Regions from separate parts of the Homo sapiens genome. Here region 1 is linked to region 2. Evidence: read pairs that join two places in POLR2A ChIA-PET (ENCODE). Cell type or tissue: A673. All regions are shown on one strand. Links, peaks and the distances in the headings refer to the core of each region. The heading gives the core; the rest is flanking DNA.

Evidence for each region. ChIA-PET counts read pairs that join two places held together with the same protein. Peaks named below come from ENCODE experiments on the same cell type or tissue, not always from the same donor. Only the 100,000 strongest peaks of a DNase experiment are listed, where the experiment ranks them.
Region 1: POLR2A ChIA-PET joins it to region 2 with 5 read pairs; 4 of 35 experiments call an interaction of 5 or more read pairs at or near these places.

Annotation. Positions count from the first base shown.
Region 1 is chr6:5,326,004-5,332,472 of GRCh38, reverse strand. All of the region lies in intron 1 of FARS2 (phenylalanyl-tRNA synthetase 2, mitochondrial), which reads right to left. Among named protein-coding and RNA genes, the nearest start is that of FARS2, 68 kb to the right of the region's middle. In A673, for the core only: no CTCF peak of the experiment used is centred there; no DNase peak of the experiment used is centred there.
Region 2 is chr6:5,212,150-5,218,618 of GRCh38, reverse strand. LYRM4 (LYR motif containing 4) reads left to right here. Exons shown (of 3, transcript NM_020408.6): 2 at 1,881-2,001. All of the region lies in intron 3 of LYRM4-AS1 (LYRM4 antisense RNA 1), which reads right to left. Among named protein-coding and RNA genes, the nearest start is that of LYRM4, 46 kb to the left of the region's middle. In A673, for the core only: CTCF peaks have their summits at 3,674 (motif pointing left) and 4,632; DNase peaks (open chromatin) are centred at 3,278 and 3,728; H3K27ac peaks cover 3,119 bases.

The DNA of each region.
Region 1 (6,469 bases), core at 920-5,919, 110 kb before region 2:
CATGCTTTCCATTAGCCTTTCTATGGCTCTGCTCATTTCTTTTTTATAACCATATACTTCTTTCTATTGATTCTTAGCACTTCATATATTGGCAGGAAACTATTGCCAGCCTAATGTCATGCATTTATGCAGTGCTTTCAATTAAGTCATTTTGGAACCTCCTTAGCATTCCGCTGAAGATGATGTGCTATGCCCCTGCAAAGTGCGTGGCTTCATTCTTCTTTATATTTCCAGCATACAACCCACTGCTTGCTGCACACTGGGTGCTCAGTGTCTATCACTGGAGCAAGATGAGAGCATGTCTCTAAAGTTACACAGTCCTGGGTCTGAATCTCAGCGCTGGTACTTCCCAAATTTAACCTGAGGCTTGGGCAAATCATGTGACCTCTCAGGGATTTAGTTTCCTGTCTGAAACTAAAGGGGATCAGGAATATCTATTTCATTGACTTTCTGTGAAAACTCAATGAAATAACATATTTACCGTGACTACTAGAGCAGCTGTGCCATGGCATATTAGGGCTCAGGAAATGGGAGCCAATTCACTAAACCATGCACATATCCTCACTCAAGTTCTCTTGGAAATCATAAATGATCTCAGCAATGTCGGGCAATAGGTTCAGAGTAGGGCAGTAGGTTCAGGGGTAAAACCCTCTCTCCAAGACCAGCGACTATAGAGGTGTGACCCCAGGCCCCAAGCAGCAGCTGATGCTCTCTGAAATTCACTTTGATAATGCTGAATTATTTCCCACACATTGTTTTTAGTCCCATTCTGTCAGTGTTGACCTCGCTCTGCCTTTCAGACTCAACCCCACTCTGACCCAGTAACAATACCAGCTGAGGTGAAACTGGGCTGGCTAATCCCCAGCTCTCCCTTACACATGTCCATCTTCATATCAAACCTTTGTTATTGCACTATTGGCAATAATAGCACCAGGGGAACTAGAGACAAATGTGAACAAGACACCAGGTAAGTTAACTTATGTGATCAGATAGGAGAAAATCCCAGCCACCAGAACACTGTGATTCAAATCCCTCCCTGTGGCCAGGGAATCCCAAGGGGTATAACTTGGCAGGCTGGACATGGGACATGTGAATGCTCCCAGAGATGTGATCCACGGCTCCGGTTAATCTCTCATTATGAAGATCTAAACACATAGCACTTTAAAACTACAACTCATTAGTCAGGCAAAAACTCTTTGAATGAGGTAACATTAAAATGAAAAAGGCCATGATTAAGACAGCCAAGCAAAATAAAAGAGAAAATTAAATCTGTTAAAGCCCATCTAAGTAAAATACTGAAAATATCATAGAAATAGACTCAAAAAAATATGTAGAATAAGACCATCAATCTTTTTTTTTTTTTTTTTTTAAACGGAGTTTCACTCTGTCACCCAGGCTGGAATGCAGAGGTGCAATCTCAGCTCACTGCACCCTTGACCTCCTGGGCTCAAACAATTCTCCGGCTTCAGCCCCGCAAGTAGCTCGGACTACAGACCATACCACCGCACCTGGCTAATTTTGGGGATTTTTTTGGAGATGGGGTTTTACCATGTTGCCCAGGCTGCACTAGAACTCCTGAGTTCAAGCAATCGTCCTGCCTTGGCCTCCCAAAGTGCTAGGATTACAGGCGTGACCCACCCCACCCAGCCAAAAATTATTGAATTAATGTCTACTACAGTAATATTTACTCCTGTAGAATTTACAAACTACATACTCAAATACATACATATTCTGACTCCTCAACTTTAACTACCCCATTAGAGAAGAGTGAACGAATATATCTCTGGGGAAACATGCATAATCCAAAGGTATCTGTTAATGAACATAAAATTTCACTGATGCCACCTGTTTGTGAATCATTTGCTACTCCATAATATTCCTGCATTCATTTTAATTTCCTCCAAAGCTGAGTGAGGTTAAAACTCCATGAAGATGCGCTACAGTTATTCTCCTAGCCTATATCATACCATGTAGGAGGCAACACCCCACACAGTATCCTCAATGTTCCTGGGGTACCCGTGGAGCCAGCATAAGAAACACAGCTTCCTCTTGGGATACATAACACTGAGCCAAATGATGTCACCAGCACAGAAGCAGCATACGCTACACCTACATGGCGAAGTAGGTCTCAGAGATGTTCAAAGAAAGGGAAATCACAAAAGAAAAAAGTGAGGATGGATAAGACTTAGAAGACAACACTATACTACACTCTGATATAATAATATCTATATATATATATTTGCTGACTGTCCCAGGTTCCCATCAAGGGGCTCCTAAAATTTCTGTGGTATCTTGATTGATAGGGATAATAGGAGCAGCCTGTGTTCTAAAATTTGATGTTTGTCCCCTGTTCCTGATTGAGAACTCCTAAATCCCGTAGAATTTCTAGGAAGCTAGGAGTATATTTTGTTCTCATGAGGCCACTCTTGGTGACCCATGAGACAGCTTCAGGATGGACAAGGGTCTCCAGAAATATCACAGCAAGAACTGAGGGCCTCATGAACAGAAAGGGGAAAGGAGCTGGAGATTAATTAAGGCAATGACCAATAGCCAATGATGTAATCTATCATGTCGATGTAATTAAAGCTCGATCAAAACTCCTGAACCACAGAGTTGAGAAAACATCTTGGCTGGTGAACACATCAAAGTGCTGGGAGAGCAGTGTGCCAGGAGACAGCATGGAGGCATCACACCCAGAGCACTTCACCCTGTGTATCTCCTCCTGGGTTGTATCCTTTATAATAAACTGTTAATAGTAAGTACGATGCTTTCCTGAGTTCTGGGAAACCTTCTAGCAAGTGACCAAGGGGACCCCCAATTTATAGCTGGTTGGTCAAAACTGCAGGTGATAACATGGGATTTAACTGGAGATTCTACTGCGGGTAATCTTGAGACAGTTTTTAGCCTGTGGGGTCTGGGCTAACCCCAGACAGTGTCTGAACTGAATTGTAGAACACTCAGTTGGTGCCCAGAGACTTGGATGATTGGTTGACATAAAAAAAATTTAAAAACTCATACATTTGTTGTCACAAGTTTTATTAAAAACAAAACAAAACAAAAAAACAGGTTGAAAGCACATCAACCATGCCACGGCAACAAAAAGACAATTGAAAAATACTGGTGAATTCATTCCAGATCTCAATCACCATTCACAATTGTGAACCATCACTCTGACATTGGGAGAAACTGAATAAGATAAAGCACATGGCTTGTTTTATAAATTGATATGCTACATTAGCTTTAAAATATTTTATTACATGGCTTACCTCACAGTAAATAAGGATTGCCTCCAATCAACTTGTTTATAAGTTGGTTGGTAGCCACAGTTTCTTTTTTTTTTTTAATATAGAAACAACACTAAGCAGAGACTTTAGAGATCGAGCAGGCTACACTATCACTGAAACACAGCACTCTAATACCACAGAACCTACCCACCACACAGAAGAGGACCACTTTGGAAAGTTATAGAGATAAGACACTTCACTCCCTCGAACTGCTCAGCCACGCTAATCCTTTACCTCCGGCAAAGATTTACAAGGTCATGTCTGGGGAAGGAGTATGAAAAACGAGCTCTTTGGCACAAAACTGGGCAAACTGCAATACGAAATAACTCCATTATTAACAGGTTAAAAGCAGAAGGTTCCAGGACATGGGGCTGCAGAGAAAAAGTCTACATGTTAGGTTTTTTTCTTTTATTTTTAAGGACCTCTTACTTACAAGGCCTTCTTGCTAGGAAGAGATTCCTAACTCAATTTGCCTTGAAATCTTAAAAGTCAACAGGGTTAAGGTAGGAGTCACCGAGATACCATAAATACGCTGCCATCAGTCCTCCTTCAAACCATACAGTAACACCAATGAAAAGATGTAGCCTTAGTGGATGTCGGAGACATGATGGACCAGAGGGATCAGCTTAGGAAACAGAGGCAGAGATTGGCCCCCATCATATGGGAGCTCAGGGGCACAGAGCTCAGCCAGAACCTGCGTCTTCTGAATCTCAAGCTGTTCATCTTTCATGACATGACACTGCTAATGAGGAGCCTATTTCAAGGTCTTAGTGTTAAAAACAAAAAAACAAACAAAACCCCCTAACTTTGTATCACTCATGCTTAAAACTCATGGGAGAGCATAACCGTAAAATTATAAAGAATATAAAATTATTCCCTAGACCAACATTCTCAACCAACAGGGGCAATAGTGCTTTGGGGGTAAGGGTAAACAAGGAGGGAGACTGAGCATTCTCTTGCTAAAATTAAAATATTTTCCTAATTCCTTAAAAATAAACCAAAGCTAACATGTAGATTCTAAATGAATAAATGACTTAAAAGCAACAAAAACAAAAGGTATACATTTAGTTATCAAAAATCTATTAAGATCAGTATTTTAAGGTGAATGCAAAGAATGACATGAATTGCAGGTACTCTTTTACTGTTTGACAACCGGTCTTCCTACTCTCCAAAAAACCTATGAAGGGGTAAAATTTCCCCAAAGGGTATTGAAAGTCATCTGTACACACCAGTAGTCAGCATGTCATTTCAATAATGTGCAGGACAATATCAACGTCCAGTGGAACCCATCAAGTGGAAGTCAACACAGGGTCAGTGGCAGAGAGGGTTAAGCTGTCCCCTTTCCTGTACTATCTATTCTCAAGTGAGGCAGGTGGTAGACTACTCACTCCAGGATAAAGGGTAAGCAAGGAGAAAAGGAAGGAAAGATAAACTCAGCTCCAGTGGTACACTGTAAACCCTAACGGCAATGTATTAGTCTGTTCTCACAGTGCTAATAAAGACATACCCGAGATTGGGTAATTTATAAAGAAAAAGAGGTTTAATGGCATCACAGTTTCACATGTCTGGGGAGGCCTCACGATCATGGCAGAAGGCAAAGGAGGAGCAAAGGTATATCTTACATGGTGGCAGGCAAGAGAGTGTGTGCAGGGGAACTTTCCTTTTATAAAACCATCAGATTTCATGAGACATATTCACCATCACAAGAACGGCACGGAAAAACCTGCCCTCATTATTCAATTACCTCCCACCAGGTCCCTCCCATGACACGTGGGGATTATGGGCTACAATTAGGGATGAGATTTGGGTGGGGACACAGCCCAACCATATCAGGCAAGCTTCACATAATCTCCAAAATCTATAGTATAGCCTTTCCTAGATGTTTCAACTCTTCATAAACCAATTTGACAAACAATGTAGATTTTGTATTGAATAGCAGAATTAAAGTAGAATAATAACTGTTAGCATTAGCACAGGCCTATAAAATGAAAGATAATAAATGTTAATTTCTTTTCCTTCCTTTTTTGTTAGGGGGAAGGCTGATTCAGCCAAAAGTTATGAAGGTACAATTTCCCTGGAATTTGTAAATTGAGCTATCACTCCAGCATAAGGAATCACGCCTAAGGAGCAGCTATTGCCAGCTCCATTGGTGAGCGACCTAAGCTGATTTACCATTACCATGATTATGGTTTTAGAAATCTATTCAGTGATTCACACGTTTAATGTCCTTAATGCTGAGGTGGGCTACAACACTGGTTAGCTGCACTAATTAGTTGAATAGAAGAGTATTTGAAGTTATTTGAGGATTATATGTAAATTAATGCTAAGTGTATGTAAATAGGTTTCTAATTCCAAATATTGCCTCTAGAAAAAAAAATCCACAGCACAACTACCTCATGCTCCCCACAACCCACTGTGATGACCATCTGATGACACTGGCACATGGAGATGCCATTCATGATGACGGAGCAAACCCTGCTGCTCTGAGGGCATCAGGTCACCCAGATGGCCACCAGGCTCCAGTGGTGTTCCTGAAGGGGGTGGAAGGAGAAGGCTGCTGCTCCTGGAACTCGAAGCTTTAACGAAGGTGACACAGGAGGGAGCCCCAGGCCACTCAGTCTCTAATCCTGGCTGGTGCCAGTCAGGGCGGGAGACCAGACCTGCCCTGGCTAAATACCTGTAGGTGGATCTCGGAGCAGGCACACCAAGCCCTGGGGACAGCAGCCACATGGGCCAGCCTCTGTCTGCAGAGCTGACACAACTGCTGTGTGCTGGACGTTAATGATTTGCTTCAGGGAAAGACAAAGTGGATGTTCCTCACCAAGTGTCAGGGCCCCTGCACTAGAATCTGTGACTGTTCTACTCAGAACAGAAGAAATGTCCTTTCAGTCACTAGCCAGGTACCTTGAGCTTGCTCTGGGGCTATGAATAAGCCCTAAATCCAGTGAGTTGCACATCAGAGGGAACAGGAGGCAAAGCAGGCTCTCCACTGACAGCACAGGAAATAAATAACGCTGCATTCAGCCATATTGGGCCAGTCTCCTTTGGGGTTTGTCCATTTATCTTAGGATGAGTTAAGAAGAAATTCTTACGTCAGAAATTGAGTGTGCATATTCTAAACTGTCATCACACATTGCCAAACATTGTCATAAACATTGTCCCTATAAATGCCCCCATTAACAATA
Region 2 (6,469 bases), core at 752-5,751:
TCACAGAGGGTTAAGATCAAAGTCTCAGCAGTGTCTTACATTCTAAGTACCGGTTCCTAAACTCTTCCCTTCTCCTTTATGATTCCTAGTATCATAAGATTTAGTTTTACTCTTGCTTTTAAATGCAAATAGACCTGACATTTGAATTTTTTAATGTAAAATGCCTTTTTACTTTAAAAAACTTTATCTGAAACAATTTGTCCTTTTTAAGATAAAGTTTCCCAATAAGTTATATGAGCTCCCAACACCCCCTCCGCGCTGCTCCCAAGGAAATTTATATCCCCTCCTCTCATTTCTTTGCCTGTATTTCCATTCTTCTGTTGCTAAATATTACTACTGGCATCACATGGATTCTTTAACCGGTGCTCCAAGTTAAAAGCAGAGCAGTCTGTGATCATTAAGAAGACGAGAGAGCCAGGCACTGTGGTGTGTGCTTGTAATCCTAGCTCCTTGAGATGCTAAGGCAGGAGGATAGCTTGAGCCCAGGAGTTTAAGACCAGCCTGGGCAACGCAGCAAGTCCCCATCCCCCAAAATTTTTTTTAATTAGCCAGGCGTGGTGGTGGGTGCTTATAATCCTGGCCACTTTGGAGGCTGAGGCAGGAGGATCACTTGAGCCCAGGAGTTTGCAATTGCAGTGAGCTATGATCATGACACTGCCTGGGCAACAGAGGGACACCCCATCTCTAAAAAAGAAAAAAAAAACATAGAGAAAATGGTGTCTCACATGCCTGGCTCAGTCTGCTTCTCCTTAGTCTTATGCCTTTCAATCTGGAGTAGTTGGGGTAGAGCTAGAGATAGGCCATAGCCATCTGAGTATGAGGCTGTGTCTAAGGACTGCTGAGCTGTCTGTTGTGGCTAATTATCCACACCACTCTACCTTCTGTACACACACTATGGTGTGACTGTAAGGATGCAGGATGAAGGCAAGGTTATGGCATGAGGAGAGGGAACAGTAATTGCATTAAGGCATAACAAGTGTTAAGAAGAATAGCTTTCATTTATTGAGTCTTTCTATGTAACAGGCTTTGGGCCAAATTCCAGACACACATTATAAAGCCTAGTCCTCCCAGCAGCCTTTAGCAGTATTATGCCTTTTTGACAGATGAGGAGACACGGCCTTGTGTTAAGAAGCTTGCCCAAGTTCACACAAACAGTAGAAGCTGGAGCAAGGCTACAAACCCAAGCCTGTCCGATGGGCAAGCCTTGCTCTGGAACTGCTGTCCTGTACTGCAAGTGAGCTGTCTGGTTGGGGGTGGGTGGTAGGCGTGTGCACTTTCAAGATGGAGGTAAAGAAAGCGTGTTGGCCTAATTCCACAGGTTCAACTGTGGTGGGATCCTAATGTGGACAACAGAAAGGGAAGTGAGAGCCAGAATATGGGACAAGGACTGGAAAGCATAGGTCACTATCTGGGTACATGCAAATACGATCGTCATGTAACCTCTGAATTTTTTCTTCCTTTCTTTTAAGACAGGGTCTCGCATTGTCGCCCAGGCTGAAGTGCAGTAGCACCATCATGGTTCACTGCCGCTAACCTCTGAGTTCTTGATTTGTCTCTGTACACTAAAGGTTCAATTATCCATGTAAATGGAATGAAGCCAGATGTGAATAAGGCTAAAGAACCAATAATCTAAGGAACACTTCAGTAGCAGTTTGCCATTTGTATGTGACTTGTTGAGTAGATTTATTTTCCTAAATCTGTTTGCTTAGTCATCCCAGAATGGTAGTGGATCAGCCTGCGCCACGAGCAAAGATCAAAGTGGATTATCCGTAGGGGAAGATTAAACAGTTAATTCTAAAGGAAAAACTTTAAAATTCATTTGAAAGCATAGCCTCAGACACGCTGACACCTTTTCTTTTTTTTCCTCTGAATTCATTTAGAACATATGCTGTCAGGAGGATAAGAGATGCCTTCAGAGAAAATAAAAATGTAAAGGATCCTGTAGAAATTCAAACCCTAGTGAATAAAGCCAAGAGAGACCTTGGAGTAATTCGTCGACAGGTAAGATGGTTCAATGATGTACTGTTTTTCATTAAGAGCTTTAAACTTCGACATATTCCCCTTGATTAGACAGCCGTGCTTTTGGTGTTGGTGATTTACAGAGCAGGATCATGAAACTCTGTTCCTTGTACTAATACAGACATGTAAAGGTGAACTCTCATATTTTCAGATTCAAGTTGAACTTAAAATACCAGCTTTCCGGAATTTCCAGGGAGTGTATCCTTCTGGAAAGCTGATACTTTTAAGTATGAGAAACTTCTGCATTAATTTTTTTGAAAGCTAAGTTTTTGTAAGATGTATCGCACATGTGTACTTGGATATATTTCAGAGTATAAATATATTCTCCCTTTCCTAGTATTTTTAATCATAATTCAGGATAAACAGAACGTGGCCCTTTTCTTGAAGACACCATTGTGGGTGGTGAACCTGAATTACGTTGCCACATGGGAGGTGCATCTGCAGGTGCAGATGGTGTAAAGTACAGCTGCTTGGGTGCTGACCCCATAAAGGAACCTGGAGGGTGTGTTAGTTTTCGTTTTGTGGAAGTGCCAAGGATCACCTTGACTTGTGCTTCCTTTTCTCATTCTCATGAGGTGGGTGGAGCATGTGCAGCGGCATGATCTCCTGCGTGGTCTGATAACATCCGCAAGAGTAATTAGAACGTCAGAGGTTAAAGTCACCGTCCACTGATGGGTTTTCTTGCTCTCTAAAAAACACCCTTTTCACTGTTTTTCTTTGACTTAGCAGCAATCACGCAATAAACTCCATTTCTGCTTCCATTCGTGTTTCCCTTTTACTTGCAGGAAATTTGCTTATAAAGTGTGGAGGGGGAAACTCTTTACCATTTTTGTAAGTTATGCTGTGCTGTTTTGAAAGGGCTTCTTTAGCATCAAGAGATGCCAGCTTGGCTGACATTAAATTAGATAATAATCTTTCCCTGACCCTTCTTCATGCTTGACTCTAAAAAGAATTCAAAAAAGAAGCAATATTTGAAACTATAATTTGCAGTTTATGTCAAGATTAAAGGTCTTGTTATATTGCCTACATAATGTAACAGTTCTTTCTAGAATAGCATTTCGGATTCTCCTAACCATCCTTGAGTTCTACAGCTATTTAGTAATACAGTAACTGCCACACTCAGACAGGCCTAGGAAATGATCTCTAACTAAAGCCATGAGGATAGTAAGGTACTCAGAAAAGAAACTGATCTGCACATTTATGTATACTTTGAGAGTGGCATTTATATGAGTCAGCATTTTGAAAACTCTAGAACAATGGCATTTCCAGTCACCAGTAGTTGAATTTTATGAGGTCCTTTAGCAGTGGAGCATAGAAGAACAAGCAGCTGAGTTCTTACTTTGCATAAACTCAGAAAGATTTTGTTCTTTGGCACTTACTCTGTGTAGAGGTTGGCAAAACAGGCAGGTTTTATCTTTAGCGTAAAATTATCCAGAGTATAAACTGCCTAGAAAAGGGGGATTGTAAATAATCTGTGCCATCATTTCTCCCGCTATATCTAATTGTCTGTGTCACTTCTTGGTTTGAAATGCTCAAACTACCCTTGCAAAAAAAAAAAAATACTAAACTGGCCCTCATCTGACATCCCAGTGAGTTCCCCTCCCAGGACAGACGCACTGGAGCAGTGGCATGTGCAGGGCAAGGGCGCCCTCCCCAGGGCAGCCTGGCCACTGCACGTTCCCGATGGAGAATACACACGGCGACCTTGCAGAACAGCTTGCTGTCACCACCTCAGGGATGAAAGCATTCTCATCCCTTCAGAGAACCAGTTAGACAGCAGCAGCTGGGAAGTTTCTACTCACTTCCCTTTCATGTCAAGACTCTTCCTGAATCCACATGCAGCCTTTACAGTAGTTAGGGCGTAAGGCACAGTGGCTCCCCCGGCCATCTGGCTGCAAGCTGGCGTAAGTTGCCTTTGGACTAACAGCCTATGGCAAGGTGGAGAGTCTGTATTCTTGCACACTGTTCTCTGTAACTGGCTGCTGTAGCAGCCTTCTGACCTGTCCTCCGGGTGCCCCTGCCCCTACTCCACCCCACACATGGTCTGTTCTCCACACACCACCACCACAGTGATCTTTTTCAAAAGAAAGATCGGGCCACTGCCCCGTTCAACCCCTTCAAGGCTCTTGCTTCGTGACACCCTAACATAAAACCTGAAGCCAGTGTGAGGTCCCCAGAGGCCCTCCATTGCACTCCTCTCCCTCACACTCCCTATTTCCTTGAACTTCTTGCTCCCATCTCAATGCTTGTGCACCACCTGCCTGGAGGAGTCCCTCCAAATGTTCCTGTAGCTCCCTCCCCCTTCCACCCAGGCCTGTGCTCAGATTTCACCTTCCCATAGGGGCCCCCCTGGGACCACACTATCTAAAACAGATTCTCTCTCTCTCCGCTGCCCTGCCTTAGTTTTTGTGACAGCACTTATCAGTACCTACTATGACATTACTTGTGGCCTTGTCTATTTTCTCCCTCTTCTGCAAGACGGCAGGGGCCATGAGGACAGGGATCTCCCCTGTCGCTGTCATCATCTCCACTGGGTGGCGAAGAGCATGGACTCTGCGGCCAGCCGGCCTGTGTTCACATCCTGACTCAGCCTACTAGCTATGTCACTCTGAGCAAGATATTTAACCTCTCAGTGCCTAATGCAAACTGCAGATGAAAGTAAGCCCTACTTCATGCGTTGTAGTGAGGATCAAGTACACTAACATATGCAAAGCCCCCGGGATAATGCTAGCACATAGGAAATGTTATGCAAATGCTTGCTGTTATTATCCACAGGATCTAGAACATCCCACATAGAGCTGGCTCTTAGTAAGTTTTCACTGACTAAATAAATGCATGAAGTATGTTCCCTGAGATCATACATCTCAGTGGCAGGGTCTATACCACCAAAATCAGGGTGTCTTTTTGGCCACCCACAGTCTCCCTCCTGAAGGAATGAACCATGAAAGGAATATGGAAATCTGATGGGGATCGTGACATATTAACCCTCATGGAGTTGTGATACTCTTCATATCACGTCTCTCTCCCACTTGAAGATTTGGACTCCAAGCCCCACCCACCCAGGTGCACATGGATCCCAGCTTCACGGTTCCACCAGTGAGGAAGCCCACAGCCACTTTTCCAGCTGCCAGACATGCATGCCATAAAGGCAGTGCTCACACTGAAATCTCACCCACAACACTTACCTGCTCACCCTGCTTTCCACTCATTCTTCAGAGGGTGGCTTCTTCAGTCACGTGAGTCAGCTGTGGTGCTAATGATACCCCTCCACCCCCGCGTCCCATAACCCTAGTAAGTTTTGCTTTTTAAAATAAGTCTCTGGACAAAAATGACCTGGTTTTCTGGGTAGAGAAACCGAGATGCAGGAAAGGTGGAAGCCTTGTCTAAGGCCACATGGCCAGGCGTGAGCTCAGGTCTTCTAGCTCCTTAGAGCAAACTCAGAAGTTCAAGGACATGGGCTCCTGAGTCAGTAGAAACTGAAGGATAGTCTTAAGTCATCCTCCCATTTTGTTCCGATGGTATTTAAGGAGCACTTCAACTCTGCTCAGAGGTCATTCATTCTTCCTTTATGTCCTTAATGTGCAAGATCTTCAGTCTTCATTCTGGCAACCCTGAGGGATTCTAGATACATCAGCATTTGTTAGCCTTCACACAGTCCTTAAGGATTACTCTCATTCCAAGAAGTGGCAGCTCGTTTTTCTTTCATGATAAGCAAGTCAGCCTCCTTTTGCCCATTTTCCATGATTATGGCCCACTCAGTAGAAGCCAGACATACACTTGTTCTTTCCTTAACATTCTTGGACCACGTCTCCCCTGGAAAATTACCATCCAGTCTGTCAGTCTCGAATCTCTTTCCCACTTCATGCCTCATGTCATAGCCCAGAATTAGCAGAGACATTCTTCTACCTTTTGATAAAGTGCCATTATTTCCATATAAGATGATTCTGTAAAGCCAGCTGACCCTGAAAGCTCTTATAGGTTCTCCCTCTCTGCAGAAAGCAAGTTCTGGGCTAGCCCCCACTAAATCTAATTTCCCTATCTGCCTCCCAGGTGAGATCAGAAAGATTTGAGAGGCCTTTTATGTCCAGACCAGCTGGAGCCAGAAAGAATGGACAAACCTGGGTGGTTTGTAGGCTTGGGCAAATAGCTCTCAAACAGTCTGAGCAGCAAAGAAGCACCAAAGGATTTCTACCCCAGACAATTAACAAGGCTTCGTAGGTGTTTTACATCAGGAACAGCAAAAAGGCAGCCAGATTTTGCTTTTGTCTTTGTACTTTGCTCCATTTTGCTGTTCTAAATAAAGATACTCCTCTGGACCCTATTTGCAAGGCGTTAGTTAGAATAACTATCAGTAAACTGCCCTGGCTTATTGTAGCTCTGCAGTTTGCCACACCCCTTTGGTTTTTAAACAACTCTAGTGTACCTTGTTTTGTGTCACTATTTCCTGTCT